Regions from separate parts of the Mus musculus genome. Here region 2 is linked to region 1. The links are chromatin loops, found by intact Hi-C in ENCODE. Cell type or tissue: left cerebral cortex. All regions are shown on one strand.

Evidence for each region. Peaks named below come from ENCODE experiments on the same cell type or tissue, not always from the same donor. Only the 100,000 strongest peaks of a DNase experiment are listed, where the experiment ranks them.
Region 2: a loop joins it to region 1, with 3 times the contacts of the local background. A loop is called at or near these places in 3 of 42 quality-filtered maps.

Annotation. Positions count from the first base shown.
Region 1 is chr2:4,396,424-4,404,423 of GRCm38, reverse strand. All of the region lies in intron 1 of Frmd4a (FERM domain containing 4A), which reads right to left. Among named protein-coding and RNA genes, the nearest start is that of Gm23691, 19 kb to the right of the region's middle. In left cerebral cortex, a CTCF peak has its summit at 7,427; DNase peaks (open chromatin) are centred at 2,009, 2,857 and 3,260; H3K4me3 peaks cover 1,808 bases; H3K27ac peaks cover 1,055 bases.
Region 2 is chr2:3,812,843-3,820,842 of GRCm38, reverse strand. It overlaps Gm36031 (a long non-coding RNA gene), which reads right to left. Exons shown (of 5, transcript XR_373951.3): 3 at 6,844-6,958; 4 at 5,215-5,409. Among named protein-coding and RNA genes, the nearest start is that of Gm36031, 9.0 kb to the right of the region's middle. In left cerebral cortex, a CTCF peak has its summit at 4,642; DNase peaks (open chromatin) are centred at 2,993, 4,504 and 4,992; H3K27ac peaks cover 1,117 bases.

The DNA.
Region 1 (8,000 bases):
GGGTTTAATGCCTAATACTAAAGGGAGGAAGGGGGAGGAGGAGGGGAACAGAAAGAGGCAGAGACAGAAGAGAGCCAGAGAGACTTAAAAAGCTGGTGATGAACTCAGACTTTCTGATGCTGTGTACGGCATGTTTTAAGATAACTTGCTAAGCTAGTTAACTGTTAACATATGTATGTCTCAATTCAACCTACAAAACTAGAATTTTCTCTGGAACAAAACTGTTGTGCTGTAATCTTTAAAGTGTAAATTCGTGATCTCAGGCACCCAGTGAGTATTAGTTTAAATGCAATAAGGATAAGTGTAGAGTTGTAAATGATAAGAATATGATTTTCGAGATATCTGGGAAAAGAGGTCATTAGCATAAACACTGTGAGCACAAGTTCAGCAATTAGAAAGCAAAATTAGTCACAGTCTTTGGGGAGGCCAGCCCACAATTACCTAAAGACAAAAGCCACCCAGCCCAGCTCCTTAATAGACTTCTTGACAGTTTCAGGTCTTCTACTTCCTATCATAGAACAATGGCAACGTTTCTCTCCCTCAGACCAAGGTTGACTCAAGAGAATTCTCCTCGACTACACTTGCCTACCTACCATTCTTCGTGCTTTCCCAAAGCTCCAGGACCCAGACAATGCCTCATCTCTTATCTTGGCCTTGGGCTCTAACTTTGCTGGGACAATTAAATCACTACTGTACACATCTGGTATACAAATCTCATGGATTAAGAAACCAGAAACTTGCTGAACCTCAAGGGGACTCAGTTTCCCCAATGGCAAAATCATACTAATGGCACTAGCCACCTGCTGGGCTACCAGGGGACTTGTCAAGATGTCTAAAATTACCGAGGCCCAGGGCCATAAAAAGAAGTCTTATTAAGCAAATTAGTTCAGGACAAAAACTAAAAGAATAGAGCAACAGTGGTGACAGCTCATAGTTGGTTCAAACAAAAGAGAGCGGAGAATTTACCCAATCCTCCTGTCTATTGAAACAATTCTCTCATAATCCAAAAAGACTCAACTTAAAAATAAATAAATATAATATTATCTCTACTCACATTAGCCCTCACTTCTTGGCAACTTCTCTAGAGGCAACTTTATGTTCCTTTACTAGACCCTACATCGTCATTTCAAACCATGTCCAAATATTACCTCCAATTAAAGTAAATGGAAGAGGCTTTGTGACGTCTAAGCATGAAATGCGGTCCAATCTAATCGCCACAGGATTATTATTCCTGTTGTGCTTGGGAAAACTTCGCTGGCAAGAAAATGGATCACTTAGTCTACAGAAGACAATGTACAAGTTAGCCCGTCTCCTGAACTCAAGGTTGTGAGAGTCAAGTAACACTTAAGACACTAAAACCAGACTTCCTGCTGATCTGAGACTCTGATTTTTAGGGGCCAAAAGCGATGAATGAGTTTAATGCAATTGAAAGACCAGAAACAACAAACAATGAAATGTTCTCCAGGCCCCAGCACTCTGTTGCATGTTTTGATGCAGGCATGCATATCCTGGTTCATGAAGTCTAAGGGACGCAGATTTGCAGCCAGCTCTAAAGGTACTTTCCCCAGAGCCTGTGCCGCCTTTCATGAACTCTGCAGTTTGTCCTGGGTTTTTGATTTTTTTTTTTTTTTTTTTTTGGACTGGTGCTTTCCCACACATCAATCAAAAGGTTTAGGGAAAGGCTGAGGCTAGCCCATGCTGAGTTGGGGGTAGAGGCAGTGGAACCATCCTGCAGTTAAACGCAGCCATCAATCCAAAACTGAACAGGGACCATCCTATATTTAGAAATGTGCCTGTCTAGGTTTTCTGAGCATCCCTCTCATCAGGTTCGGGGAGGATTCCAACTGAAAGGAGTCAGGAGCAGCAGAGGCGGCCTCTGTTGGGATGTTCCATTCATAGGGGAGGCAACGCCTGGTCCATTCATGGTGGGGTCAGGGAGTCCTTTCCAGGCATTGGAGCTCAGCGCTCAGCAAGCTACGCTTCCCAGAGAGCTGGCACTGCTGCATCATTCAAAATGAGGATGTCTATTAAGGAGCCACGGTTAGAGCTATTATTAGAACAGCCATCCCTTGGAAATTTAGCAAAATTTGTCTGAATTGACTGAGCAGTTACTCTGCTAACAAGCAAGGGACCAGAGAAAGGCAGTGAGTTACTGGTTACACACAGGCAGCCCACACGCCTTTCAAAGAGCCGCGCTGGAGAGACCTTCCTAAAAACCCAATGTACACCAACATCTGGGCAGCTGCCTGCAGTACAAACGCACCTCATTTAGCCTTTTTTTAAAGAAGCGGGTACAAACGGGGGTTCCCTACTCTTCTCCCCTCACCAGTTCCCATTTTCACTGCATCAAACTCTGCAGCCATCTGGAAAGGAAAAGCCGGTTCCTCTCATCAGGCTCCCGCAGCTGAGGCTGCCCGGCCTCCGGCCACCTTGTGAAGAGCCTTCTCCGGCACCCAAAGGACTGTATACGGGGGGGGGGTGGGGGTTAAAAACCCAACCAGCTAAGACTATAGAAACCTTTTATTTCTCCATGTGAAATTCAGAGTGTGGGTTGTGATGCCAAAGGAACGTGTGTGTGTGTGTGATTGTGTGTGTGTGTGTGTGTGTGTGTGTGTGTGTAGGGGGAAGGGCTGGTAGAAGGTAGCATCGTATTTGCCCCACGTGGGGCTTGCATTTTAAAAATGTAACAGACGCGAAATGAAAGCCCCCAAGCCCCCAGAAAAGAAGTGGCAGGTTCCTGCTGCCCAGCCCAGCCCCGAAAATGGGTTCAGAAGTACAGCATCATCAATCGCTCCCCCGCCACCGCGACCAGGAAACAAAGACACGTTACCTTTTATTTTTTGTGCTCTTCTAAAGGAGCCGAGGAACTTCGGATTCTAAGAGGCTAGTCCACGGAAACCAGCTTCCCATTCGTCCCGGGCGCAGGCCCTTGGCCTACCAGGCGGCCTGGGGAGCCCGGCGCCGCCTCCGCCTCCTCCGAGGCGCCCACAGCCGCCCCGCCGGTGCTGGCGCGCCCGTCCCCGTCCCCGCCCCCGCCGCCACCCCAGTCCCCGCCGCGCCCGCCACGGGGCTCCGTCAGCCCATCGCCCGCTCGCGCCGCTGCTCACGCCGAGCCTGGCCCAGCGCCAGGGCGCACGGCCACCAGCCCGCCCCTTTCCCGCGCGGAGACCCGTTGCCCGCGGTGCCCGCTCCTCCGCATGGTGCCGCGCACCGGAGCCTGGCGGGGTGGCCGCTCGATCGCTTGCGAAGCAGGGATTGAGCGCGGGCCCGCTGGAGGGGCCTCCTTTCGCCACTGGATCCCAGGACAACAATGAGATCTTCTGCCTCCCTAGCGCCCAATCCGGCCAAGGACACCCCAAGTCACCCCCCTGAGCCGCTTCTGGCTTCTTTCCCAGTGATCCTAGCCGCACCCGCAAGCTACGCAAAGTTAGCTCGGAGACCAGAGAGGCTGCGCTCATCTGAAGCGCTTAAGGAGATGCTAAGGAGGATGATTGTGATCTGGAGGACTCCCCTTTTCATTACAAGACACCCAAACCCACCCAGCCCCAGCCCATGCCGCAAGCCCTCTCCTACCCTGCGAGCCAGAGAATGCAGATCCGATGGCTGGAGGCGCAGCTCTCCCCCCCCATCCCCCCTCGATCTAGTCCAATTGTCTTGAATGTTAATCTCCCCTTAACTCCGGGAGAATGGAGGTTGCTATAAGATAACCCAGTCATAGGGCTATTGTCAAGGATTCACTATGTCCCTAGGAGAGGGAGACCTCCATTGCAAGAGACCTGGGGGAGGCAAGGGAACCAGCCAGGGCTCCCTTTCAAAAACAGGCAAGAAAAGAACTCACAAGAACAATAACTCAATTCACATTGTATGTTTAAATGTTTACTGCCTGATGAGCTCAAATTGCTTTAGACACATTTCCATCCCCCATGAATTGTCAAAACACAGTTGATAAAATAAAATAAAAGTAGCGGGGCACAAGCATCCACTTAGCAAAATAATACTTGTCTAAATCTCTGTTCAAAACCTGGCCATCTCTGGTTTTCAAAATGCATCCATCAACCCTCCAGGTCGGAGGTGAGGTTTCATCTTACCCTAGCAAAAGGGAAGTCACTTCACCACCATGATTGCCAGGCTACCCCGGCAGTGAAGACTCACAAACTTTTATCAAGAAAACAAATCCTTGCATTTAGGTGGAGGGTGACACCTAGGCATTGTTGGTGCTAGGCCAAAGCTCTATCTCTGAGCTACAGGCTCTAGCTCACATCCAATTGTCTCTTCCTTCTTCTAGATTCTCTTCCAAGGACTGCTGTGAGAATCTCTGACAGTTCAGAGGTCTCACACCCAACAGGAGAGAAATATTTTGCAAGTACTGTTGGGGTGGCTGATGGGTGAGTGTTTAAGGATCTGCACTAAGGGCCACCAGTCTCATTTCATGCTGATATGATCAAGAAGGAATGTGAAACTGGGTTTGAATCAGATTTTTGCTCTGGAAAAAAAATGGTTCTAAACAAATACAAAGCCCAACTCTTTCACAATGAGGCTGGGGCCCCTTTCCTCTGCTGGTACTGTCAGAAGCAGCTTTATTTCTTGGCACACACACACACACACACACACACACACACACGTGCAAACACATGGGCACACACACACTTTATTTCTTATAGTTCAGAGGACTGAACTCACACATGCTAAGGGAAATACTGAGTTGCAAGCAAGTAGGCCATTTCCAGTTCCAGCCTGTTTTGACTGCAAAGCTGAGCTGATGTTCAATCCTGTAACACTTCTTTTCCACACTCTCTTCAGGTCCTTAGCTGAGACCCCTGCTGCTTTGTCACCTTGGCTGTTGAGATTGCAATGCCATGGGAAGTCCCATCCATCAGGAAATCCTCTTCCAGGTTTGTTCCTGGACAGGGGTGGCCTTACACTCACCCCCAAGCCTCAAGCAGGGACAGGGGATCCCCTCTCCTTTCTTCTTTCCTTACATTCATGGATCGATCACCTAGCCTAAAGTAATGAATTCCACTCAGAAGTTCCTAGAGAGTGGCTTGGGGAGATGGCTCAGCTGGTAAGGTGCTGATCATGTAAGCATTTGGCTCTGAGTTTGGGATCTACTTTAAAACCTGAGTTCAGATTCCCAGTGAGAAGAAAGCCAGGTGGTGGTGCAGTGAGTGCACAGTTGTAAAAAAAAAAAAAAAAAAAAAAAAAAAAAAAAAAATGTGGTGAAGAATGATTAAGGAAGACTCCTGAAGTTGCCTTTGGTCCTTGCAGATAGACAGACAGACAGACACAGAGGGGGAGGGGGAGGGGGAGGGGGAGGGAGAGGGGAAGGGAGAGGGGGACTGACCTCTAACTGTGTCTGGCGTGCAATGAGTTACCACTGACTGTAGATGTTGTAAAGAAAGAGCCACGCATCCCCTGCTTTTTAAACATTAGCCACACAAGCTGGAGCAGTTCTTCCAAAAGTCAGACTGGATCCTATAACTTCTCTGCATCTTTCCAGGTCCTACTCATAAACACTATGCTTATCCAGGTGAGTCTGGGAACCTGACCCTTTGGAAGCATCAATCCCACCAGGGTACCAGCCACCCCTCTATTCCACACCTTCATAACGGTCTCCCGGGCCCCCATATATACCAGGTGCTCATTCAACCCCTTGTTACCCAGCAGCCAAGACGGTAGAAGGTACTTGGGTTATATCACTGCTCTGTTAGAGGCTGTGGTGGCTTCTCATTGCCTCCCACTATCCTGTAGGTCCATCTCACGTTTATCTTCACTGTCTCCTTTCTGCACTGGGACCACTCTGAGCTTTCCTTCACTTTTCTGTCCCCTGTCACAATCCAGGCCTATTCTATGTACTGTGTAGCTAGATCCTTGTTATCATTCAGGTTTGGGTTCCACACATTGAGAGTGGCCTCTTCTGGGTTCCATATATGGAGCGTAGCCTCTTCTGGAACTCTTACAACCACATCTGCTTCCCACTTAGCACTTGTGGGATCCCAGAGTATACCTCAATTGAAACATATTTCTTTGGTATATTTTGAAATGGTAATTAGAGAAAATGGGGATAATCTGAAACACTGCTCATTTGTGAATGAAATGTGTACAAGTGCACATTAGTTAGGTAGATAGCTTATGTCAGAGAACTATAGCTTGACTAGGAGATCACAGTAAACAAACAAACAAACAAACAAACACCTCAGAGATCTCTCCTGATAAAACACAAGCCATTCTGTCACTGAGACCGAAGAACGTAGCTGCATAGCAGAACAACCTCTCCCACCCCCATGACCCATCGGTTCAAATGTTTGAATGCCTAGTCATCAGGAAGTGGCACTATTTGAGAAGGATCGGGAGGTGTGACCTTGCTGGAGGAAGTGTCACTGGGGGTTGGGCTTTGCGGTTTGAAGAAGCCCATATCCTCTCCCTCTCCCCCTCCCCCTCCCTATCCCCTGTCCCCTCTCCCTCTTCCTCTCCCTCTCCCCTCTCCCTTCTCCTTCCCTCTCCCCTCCCCTTCCCTCTCCCCTCTCCTTCCCTCTCCCCTCTCCTCCCATCCCCCACCCCCTCCCCCCTTTCCCTCCCTCCTTCCCTTGGCCTATAAATTAGCTCTCAACTACTGCTCCAATGCCTTGCATGCCACCATGTCCCTTGCCATGATGATAATGGACCAGGACTCTAAATCTGTAATCAAGCCCCCAGTGAAACGTTTTCTTTCCTAGAGCTGCCTTGGCCATGGTTCTTCATAGCAACACCAAGCAAAGCTGATGACCTGAGTTCAGGTCCCATGAACCCACGTAAAAAGCTGTACGTGGCAATGACATGTGTCTGTCATCCAGAACTCCTACAGCAAGGTGGGAAGCAGAAATCAGAGGACCGGTATTCTGACCACAGACCAGCACACTCTACACAGCAAGAAACAGTAAGAGAGGCACTACCTCAAAACAGGGGTGAAAGGGGAGAATCAATCCTCCAAAACTGTTTCCATCTGACCCCCACATGATGTCATTGACCATGTCCCCTGCCTCTCCCACTGAAGTTAGTAACTGCTGTTAGAGCTGAAGAAGGTAGTTGTAATCTACCTAGACTAGTGCTAAGAACATTGCAAAGATTTGCTAATCATCACAAGATTCCTGGAAGTGGAGACGAGTTCATTCCTAGTCTGAGATGCAGAGTGAGAGTCTTAAAGCATTAAGGATCTTGCTTGGTGTCTTTGTTCACTGCACTGGAACCCAGAGTCGCCTTTTAGAGACTTGGAGCTCTTATTGTTCAATGTTGCAGTCCCCTCTAAATGTACTTGAATATGCTATCAGACACAGTGCATGTGGTCACAGATTTCTCCTCTTTGCATTGCAAAGTGTGGGCAGAAGCTAACTAAGATAGGAGGCAGCGATGGCTTTGGGAGACTCTCTACATATCTGCCCCCTGTGGCTGTGCTTCCACTTGCTTCCCAGCTGGCACTGTTTGGGGGATAAACTTCAGTTTTATATTCTCTATTCCTAACAAACATACTTTCATATTTCTATCATGTTGTAAGGATGGAGAGAAAGCTCTCAGGAGCAGGGTAAAATGCTGGGCAGGTTTTATATGGACCCTGTTATATTTTCCTACCCAGTCCTTGTTTCTCCTCATTTCAAAAGCAATGAAGAGGCAATTATGGGTCACTTGTATAAAACATTAAGAATTCCATCTTGGTGTTGGAGAGATGCCTCAGCAGTTAAGAGTGCTGACTGCTCTTCTGGAGGACCCAGGTTCAATCCCCAGCAACCATACGGCAGCTCACAACTGTCTGTAACTCCAGCTCCAGGGGATCCTACACTGTCACACAAATAAAACTGCAAGCAAAACCAATGCACATAAAATAAAAAGAAAGAAATGAATCATTAAAGAAAGAATTCTACCTCCTCTTATAGCCTGGGATAAAGTACTTAGAATTCTGGTCCCTGGTGTACATAGGACATAATCATCCAACAGCTGTGTTTTATTTCACTAGTTTATAAAATGATGAT
Region 2 (8,000 bases), 580 kb after region 1:
CCTGGCTCCGCCCATCAAGCTCTTGCCAGGTTTGTACCTGGAACTCCCCACAGCTGTGAAGATCTCCTCATGGAACTTTCACGGAATCTCTTCCTCACATCTTCACTAATTTCCTTGGACTTTTTATTATTATTATTACACGCATCATATTGAGTCCAGGTCCTTGACCCTCCCAAAAGTGGAAGAGCATCCTCACATCCCACTGCCAGGTCCCAGGCCTAGCCTGTAAGGGGCTGTCTAGAAATATCGCCAAACTGACTGAAAAAAAATACAGTAGCTCTGAGCAAGGAAGGGTGTACATGAGTAAAACTTAATATGCATGGCAAGAATTCCAGTGATGGCAGCAAAGTCCAAAACCAGTGAAGAAGGTGGCAGTGAGGCCCTGCCAGAGACCACTCGGTAATCCTAGCAAGTGGAGCAAACACTGGATTCTATGAAATCCATTTACATCAACTGTAACCCAGGGCAATTTTACAAGGCTTCCCTGTGCGTGTGTGTGCACGCACCTGTGCATGTGTGTGCATGTGTGTGTGTGAATGCGCGTGTGCGTGCACGTGTGTGTGTGCACATGTGCGTGTATGTGTGTGTGCATGTGTACAGAAAGTGACACATTGTTTTGCCCTCTGCAGGGTACCATTGAGACAAGTTCCCTCTATTTAGCTTTGGCTGGCCTGGAACAAGCTGAGATGTCAGTTTAGGAGCCCTCTGAGGAGGGCTGGGCACTAGCGCCACGCCCACACACGTCTCCTCCCAGCTTTGTGAGCCAGGTCCATGCTCTCTCCTGCAAGTTGGATGTTGACACTCCCCGATCCCATGTCCACCCCTGCACATGCTCCTTCACACACACATACACGTCTTATATTTCATCTGTGTCAAATCAAACTGATTCTATATCGGCCCCAGAGGAAAGGGTGATTCACAATTACTTCTAAGGCTGAGTTGCAAAAAGTCCTGCTGTAGACTCTCTACCCTGAAAGAAACAACACTCCATACACATGGAGAAAATGTGGAGATGCTAAGACGTGAGGGGGGTGGGGGAGAGAGAGAGAGAGAGAGAGAGAGAGAGAGAGAGAGAAAGTATGCCTGGGAGGCCACAGCTCCCCCACGTCTCTCCTCCTCATGACTAAGGTCCCACATTTTGTGCCCTCTGACCTCAGTCTGTATTGTAAATACATGGTTGTCAGGGTTATATCCGCCCAAAACCTCATTTATTAAACCCCAATCCTCTTGGCCTGGGAATGGTATTATATTTGGAGATTGAATCTTGAGTTCAGTTAAAATAAGGTCAGTAGTCCTAATCCAAACTGGCTGCTGTCTCCACGAGAAGAGATTAAGACTCAGACACACATGCAGCGTGATCATTCACTACAGAGGGAGAAGGGCTGCAGAGAAGCCAAGCCTCAGCCTTCCTACCCATAGGAAGGTAAGAAGATACATTTTGTAATGTATGGCCCCGCCCCATTTGTGATCAAATTGATCACAAAGAAACTTGATCTGTGATGCTTAGGCTACTAAAAGCTGGAAGTAATTTGGTACATAACGGTTTGTAAACAGAGTCCTATCGTCTCCCAAAAATGAAGAAGTAGCAGTAATGTAAAGCCCCCATTCTTCCTGGGCTGCTGGTATTTCATCAGAATCCCATAGAAGGGAGACTGTGGGGGGTGTTGTGACTACCTGCATAAACTCAGAAGCGAGGGAAGCCATGATGAACACCCATTACCTTCAACACCCCGGCCTTCCAGGCTGCTATAAAAATGAAGAAGTTAATTGCCAAGCTATAAAAACGCAATGACTATTAGGTCCCCCCATGTACTATCATCTCTTGGTGTCATGACAACTGAAGAATTGGGAAAAAAACGAATGTGCTTCGCCAGTGCCCAGCTTGCTCACTGCTAAAGGTTAATTGGATTTCATTTTAGAGTCTGTTCATCTCATAGGAGAGTGAATGTGTTCAAGACAAAACAAGGTGTGAGACCACCAGAAAATCCCATTTCCCCTGGGGCCTGAGGCTGCACCCTGCCAGTCCCTGAATTAACAAGAATACTGCTGTCAGGTCATGAATCCTGTCTCCCAAAGCTTCAAGCCATCAGCAATGAGCAGGTGTCCCTGCTCAATCATTTGAAACTGAGATGTGTTTCCTTATAGAGAAAGTTAAGGAAGCATAGAATCAAAGGTGTTTCCTGGGACATCTCACTACTGTGGGTGAGCCCAGAGATGCCAAACCACATGGGAAACCTATTGTGGCTCTGCCACAGACAGCTGTTTTGTTTTTGTTTTGTTTTGTTTTGTTTGTTTGTTTGTTTGTTTTTGTTTTTGTTTTTGTTTTTGTTTTTGTTTTACTAAACCTGGAATGGAGTTCTGGGGTAACAATGTATCCCCATCTGTAAACTATTCCACAACTGCTAGCACTCAGGTGACAAGAAACTTAAGTAGAGCTTTCCCAACATGAGGACCAGTGTTCTCCAACTTCTCTGTACTCTCCCGGCAAAAGGAAGGTAGCTATGACCACCGTTAGTCATGTAGATGGAAAACCCATTTAAGGGCTGTCGAGACAGCTCAGTCAGTAGAGGGCTTGGCACACAAGTACAAGAGCCAAGAGCCTAAGTTGGATTCAAGAGCAGATGTTTAACAAACAAACAAACAAGCAAACAAAAAGCTGTAGTAGCACGTTTAATTATAAACAGTTGAAAAAAGGAGACAGGAGGATACCTGGGGTTCACTGGGTAACCAAGTCTAGCCTACTTGGTGAGCTCCAAGCCTGAGAGCCTAATGCATAAAACAAGATGGATATCCAAGGTTGTTCTCTGCCCACCTCATATAACAAGTACCTGAACACAGTACACAAAGATTTCCAGCCCAGGCATCCAGCTACATGTAGCCTTCCTTCTTTATACAATCAACTCTGGACTGAGTCAGTTAAATGGTGAATGTCAGATTGCACTGATAATTTGCATAATTTTCTGCCTCTCCTAAACTGGGTCCAGCCTCTCCACAGGCAGATGGCTCTCACTGCCAAAGCGTTTTTCGGGCTCAGATTGCCTTTGCAGAATGCAATGGATGCCAAATTCAAAGCCACTGGATTTGGTAGAAATCATTAAGGACGTATCTGGCTGTGTGTGAGAACAGCCATTTTAGTCAGGAGATTCTCAGGAAATTCCTAGGTTTGGAAACACTAGAACCCAAGGAACACTAGACATGGTAACAGACAACAAAGGGACTGGGGACTGAGACCTAAGAAACACTAGGCATAGCTCTTGCACATAGGCCATGAGCCCTGAACTGGTTTTTCTCAGGCTGAACTTAGCACAATGGAGAAAGGAGCTTCCAAGGCCAAGGACTTATCCTCTAGTCCCCAGAGTTTATGATCCCATTTCTAGACTGTAACGTTGTTTTGACTAAATTTTCTGGACCTCCTTCCAGAGTCACCATGAGCCTTGCACAAGTGCTTGCATGCACAGACACACCACACACACACACACACACACACACACACACACACACCACATAAAGCACACATACACACACATGTACCACACACAAGCAGACACACACCACACACACACATACCACACAAGCACACACACACACCACACACACATACACACACCACACACACATACACACACCACACAAGCATACACACCACACCCCCACACACACACACACCACACAAACACATACCACACACACCACACAAATACCACACACACACACACTACTTCTGGTCACTACAGAGTGTCCAATGCTGCTTCCAGCTCCACCACCAGGCCACAAAGGATGCTGAGGTATGTGTGTCTGTAGAAGAAAACAGAAGCCTCTGGGAGACAGACACAGAGAAAGGACCAGGCTCTGTCTAGACTTCACAATGAAGCTAAAATTTCACACAACATTAAAAAGAAAAACATGAGCATCATGGAGACCTCCAAAGAGACTGTCACCCTCGGTGTCCCCTTCTTCACCGGAGGTGACACTACTAAGACGAAGAAGAGAGCTTTCCTTTCCTATGTGATCTTTCCATTTCCTTCCCAGTATTGGTCGCCATTGTCTTCCCGGTTTTAAAAGCAAGCTCTGGCCTTCTCACGAGACTGTCTCCTTAGTTCTTTGCCTGCCAGACACTGGCCCTTGCTGGAAAACAACAGCCCTCATCTAAGCCCTCATTTCTCTGACTTGCTAGCTGCGTGTGAATAATGTCAGCTTCTTCCTGTCTGCCATGAGCCCTTGCCACCTGATCTGTGAAATCCCTCAGTTCACCTCGGCATCGCAGTGACCCTCGGAGGAGCAGTGGGGACTCTGTCACTCTCTTCTATTCCACAGGAATAAAAATTCAGGACCAACCCAGATTGCCTTCCAGATGGGGACGAGATAAAAGGGTTTGAATGCAGTCACATGGCTAAATTAAGAAGCAGATAGAAATAGAACAAAATGAAGCTGGGGCTGAGAGTTGGGGAGCAAATACTTTGTGGGCGAGCCAGAACTCAGTGATGCAGGCCTCTGCTGCCTGAGATCTAATTTGCAATGCCACAAAGAATTCTCTGGTTCAGATTTCCTTTGCTCCTCACTTTCTGTTCCCAGTCAGAAGCCACTGAAGCTGGCTAAGATCCCAGACAGGGCAGGCCTTTAGATCTTAAGAAGAGAGGGACCTCTAGTGTTGAGTTACTTGTCTACTGCTCGCTGTTGCTGTTCACCCCCATATTTACCTCTTACCTTGTGATTATTAGAGTTTCTTTGAAGGCTAGTATTCATTTAAATGTTAAAATTTAAATTTAAATTTAAATTTAAAATGTTAAAAGTGGGTTTTTCTCCCTTCCTGGAAAACTAAGAAAATTGAGAATGGGTAAATATAAGCCAACATACTAGTTTAAAGAAGACTTGAGCAAAATGTCACGTGATTAAAAAGTATTATTAGACACCTATAAGGTGCTCAGTAGTTAAGAGCACTTGCTGCTCTTCCAGAGGACCTGGGTTCAGTTCTCAGCACTCACATCAGGAGGCTCACAACCATCTGTGACTCCAGCTGCAGGGGATCCAACACCCTCTTCTGGACTCTGCCATCATCAGCGATACACGTGGTACACATACACATGTGCAGGCAAATACTCAAATGTAGGAAATAAAAATAATAGATTTTTTAAGCATCCATTAAACCTTTGACCTTAGCATAGGGACTAAAAGCCATTTCAATAAGTCTGGAACATGAAAATATAATCATAATACCAGTTTTTCAGTAGGTTCCGGAAAGCACCGATCCCGCTCTCTGTCAGGCTGAATGTGGGTTTGTGTAGGCCACAGCTAGGAAACATAAACAAAGGAAGGTGTGGCAGTTCCTCCTTCCTGGCGGTGATTCTCGGTTGTTGATTCATCCGAATACTTCGCAAAGTATCTTCTGTGACCAGATCCAATCAGATGCACCTGGTCCAAGGATTCACAGAAGGGGATGGTATCATTGTGGCTCAGAGGTCACTGTTAGCTTTCTGCCACTAGCATAAATATCTGAGATGATCTACTTACAAAGAGGAAAGAAAAGCTCCATTTACAAAGATATATTTAGGTTTGGGGGTCTGCATTGGTTACTATTGCTCTAGGGTCTGTTGCATCTAGTCCTCTCATGGCGGGGAGCGTGTGGTAGGGCAGAGCTATCCACTTATGGTGCAAAGGCAGAAGAAAGGGGAAGGGGCTGAGGTGCCATCTACTGTCCTCTTTGAAGAGGCCTGAGCACCGCCACTGGAGGCAGCTTCTGGTGCACACCTGCAGTCCCAGCACTCAAAGAGAACAGAGACCTGCTGTGTGTTCAAGACCAGCCTGGGCTACCTAGCAAGTATTAAGTGGCTTGAGCTGCACACCAAGACCTCGCCTTAAAAACAGCAAAATCGCTTCCATTAGGCCCTTCCCCCACCCCTAAAAGGTTCTACTTCCACCCCATAGTGCCACACAGGGAGCAACGCCTTCATCATATGGACCCATTATATTCCAGTATAACTGTAAATTATACTAGCTACCAAGAGTAGCAAGAGATAGTTCAAATCCATGAGACCGCCTATGTTTGGAAAATGAAATAATTAATATTCATTGTCAATTAGATCAAATTTAGAATCACCCAGGAGATACACCTCTAGGTATGACTGTGAAGGTTTCCAGAGAGATTCAACTGGTAAACAAGACTTGGGTTGAATATGGGCATCATTATCAAATGGGTATGCATCCTAGATTGTATAAAAAGGAAGAACAGAAGAAAAAAACTAGTAAACAGACCAACAGATTCATCTCCTCTGCTTCCTGGCCATGGGCACAATATAACCACCTGCCTGAAGCCCTTGCCACTACAGCTAAAGTCATTGTCACCTTCGTGCCACCTCACCACGAAGGACTATATCCTTTGTCACACCCTTCCTTAAGTTGCTTTCATCAGATATTTTATCAGAGTAACACAAAATAACTGATGCATGGAAGTAAACCAGCAACACCCATCATGCCTTAAGATGGGGGCAGCCAGAGGACTAGGCTCAGGTTTTAACCACAATGGCCGATCAGATGCATCCGGTTCAAGGATTCACAGAGAGGGGTGTTCTTGGGTTTAATCTTCAGAGGTGAATACTAGTTCTTGGGCTTGAGGGGAAGGGGGGAGAGGAAGATAAAGACTCAGGGCTCAGTGGGAGAGGGAATCCTCTGTTTGCCTCCAACCAGACTCCAGCCTAGTGTTTACCCTGACGAGACCCTGATGAGAACGGGGGGGGGGGGGGGAGCTGAAAACACTGTCCTTGGAAAATGCATGGGGAGATCTGAAGGCCTCTTGTCAGGACCCTAGGGACGGGATCCGAAAGAACCATAGCAAATGCAGTCCTTTACCTACTGATAGTTGGCCATCAGATGTTCTGCTGATGCACGCTGGTCTCATTCACAATGATTTGAAGTCACAATTTGTGGAGGAGTTCTTGTCTTGGATTTTGGAGAATTCCCTCAACTGGAAAAAGATCCGGTATGAATTTTGTTGGTATTACAAACTCTCCTCATTATCACTAGAACCAATGATAATAGTAACACCCAGGAAATTGTAGCTAGCTACTGTTCACTGGGCATTTAGACATTTCATGAGCACATCTATGAGACAGGCTTCTGGGCTTTTATTCTTATTTCTTTCTAATTTTTTAAATCTTTTGACTATATATATATGCACATATATACATATATAATAAAAATATAATGAACTATATTAGCATATATAAAATATACTATATAGTATGCTATTAATATATGTATAATATATAGTATTAGTAGTTTCACACCTCCCATTCCTCCCTCCCTCCCTCCCCCCCTCTCTCTCTCTCTTCATATATATATATATATATATATATATATATATATATATATATATATATATATATAATCAGATGGCATTCATTTCCTCCTACAGAACAGACCTCAAATCCCATCAGGAAACAACTGGCTACTCCCATAACATTTATGCTCCTTTTGCACCAAAGACCACATTTTGCCTGACAGGTTTTATTGTAGTTTCCAGAATTCACTTGAAGCAGTTGTTAGTGACTTTTCTCTCCCTGCACACACAGCACCTTCTGGCTCCCTGAAAGCTAGGCATTAGGAGAAAACTTCCAATCCCAGCTTGATTTTGATCTCCTGTGACCCAAGTAATGTGATGTCTTCACCAATATGGGCTTCCTTTCAAGTTCTGGTGAGCAGTGTCAATAGCCTGGATTTATTTTGGCTTCTCGAGACTTTTTGACTAATAATTCATAGGGCATATTCCACACTTAGCACTGGCACTGAGATTTTTATTTAATAGCTCATGGCTTCTGGGAGCAGCATCCTCCTGCTATGGAGAGTACCTCTATTCAACCTATTTCTTTTAGTTTTTTTATTTTTTACAAGCTTATAAAATAATAGGTTTCTATGGCTTTTACATATACCCTCAGTTACCATTTCTGTCCTTGCTCCTCATCTTCCATACCCTCCCTCTGCTCCCTGCTTAGCTTTATTTACCCCAG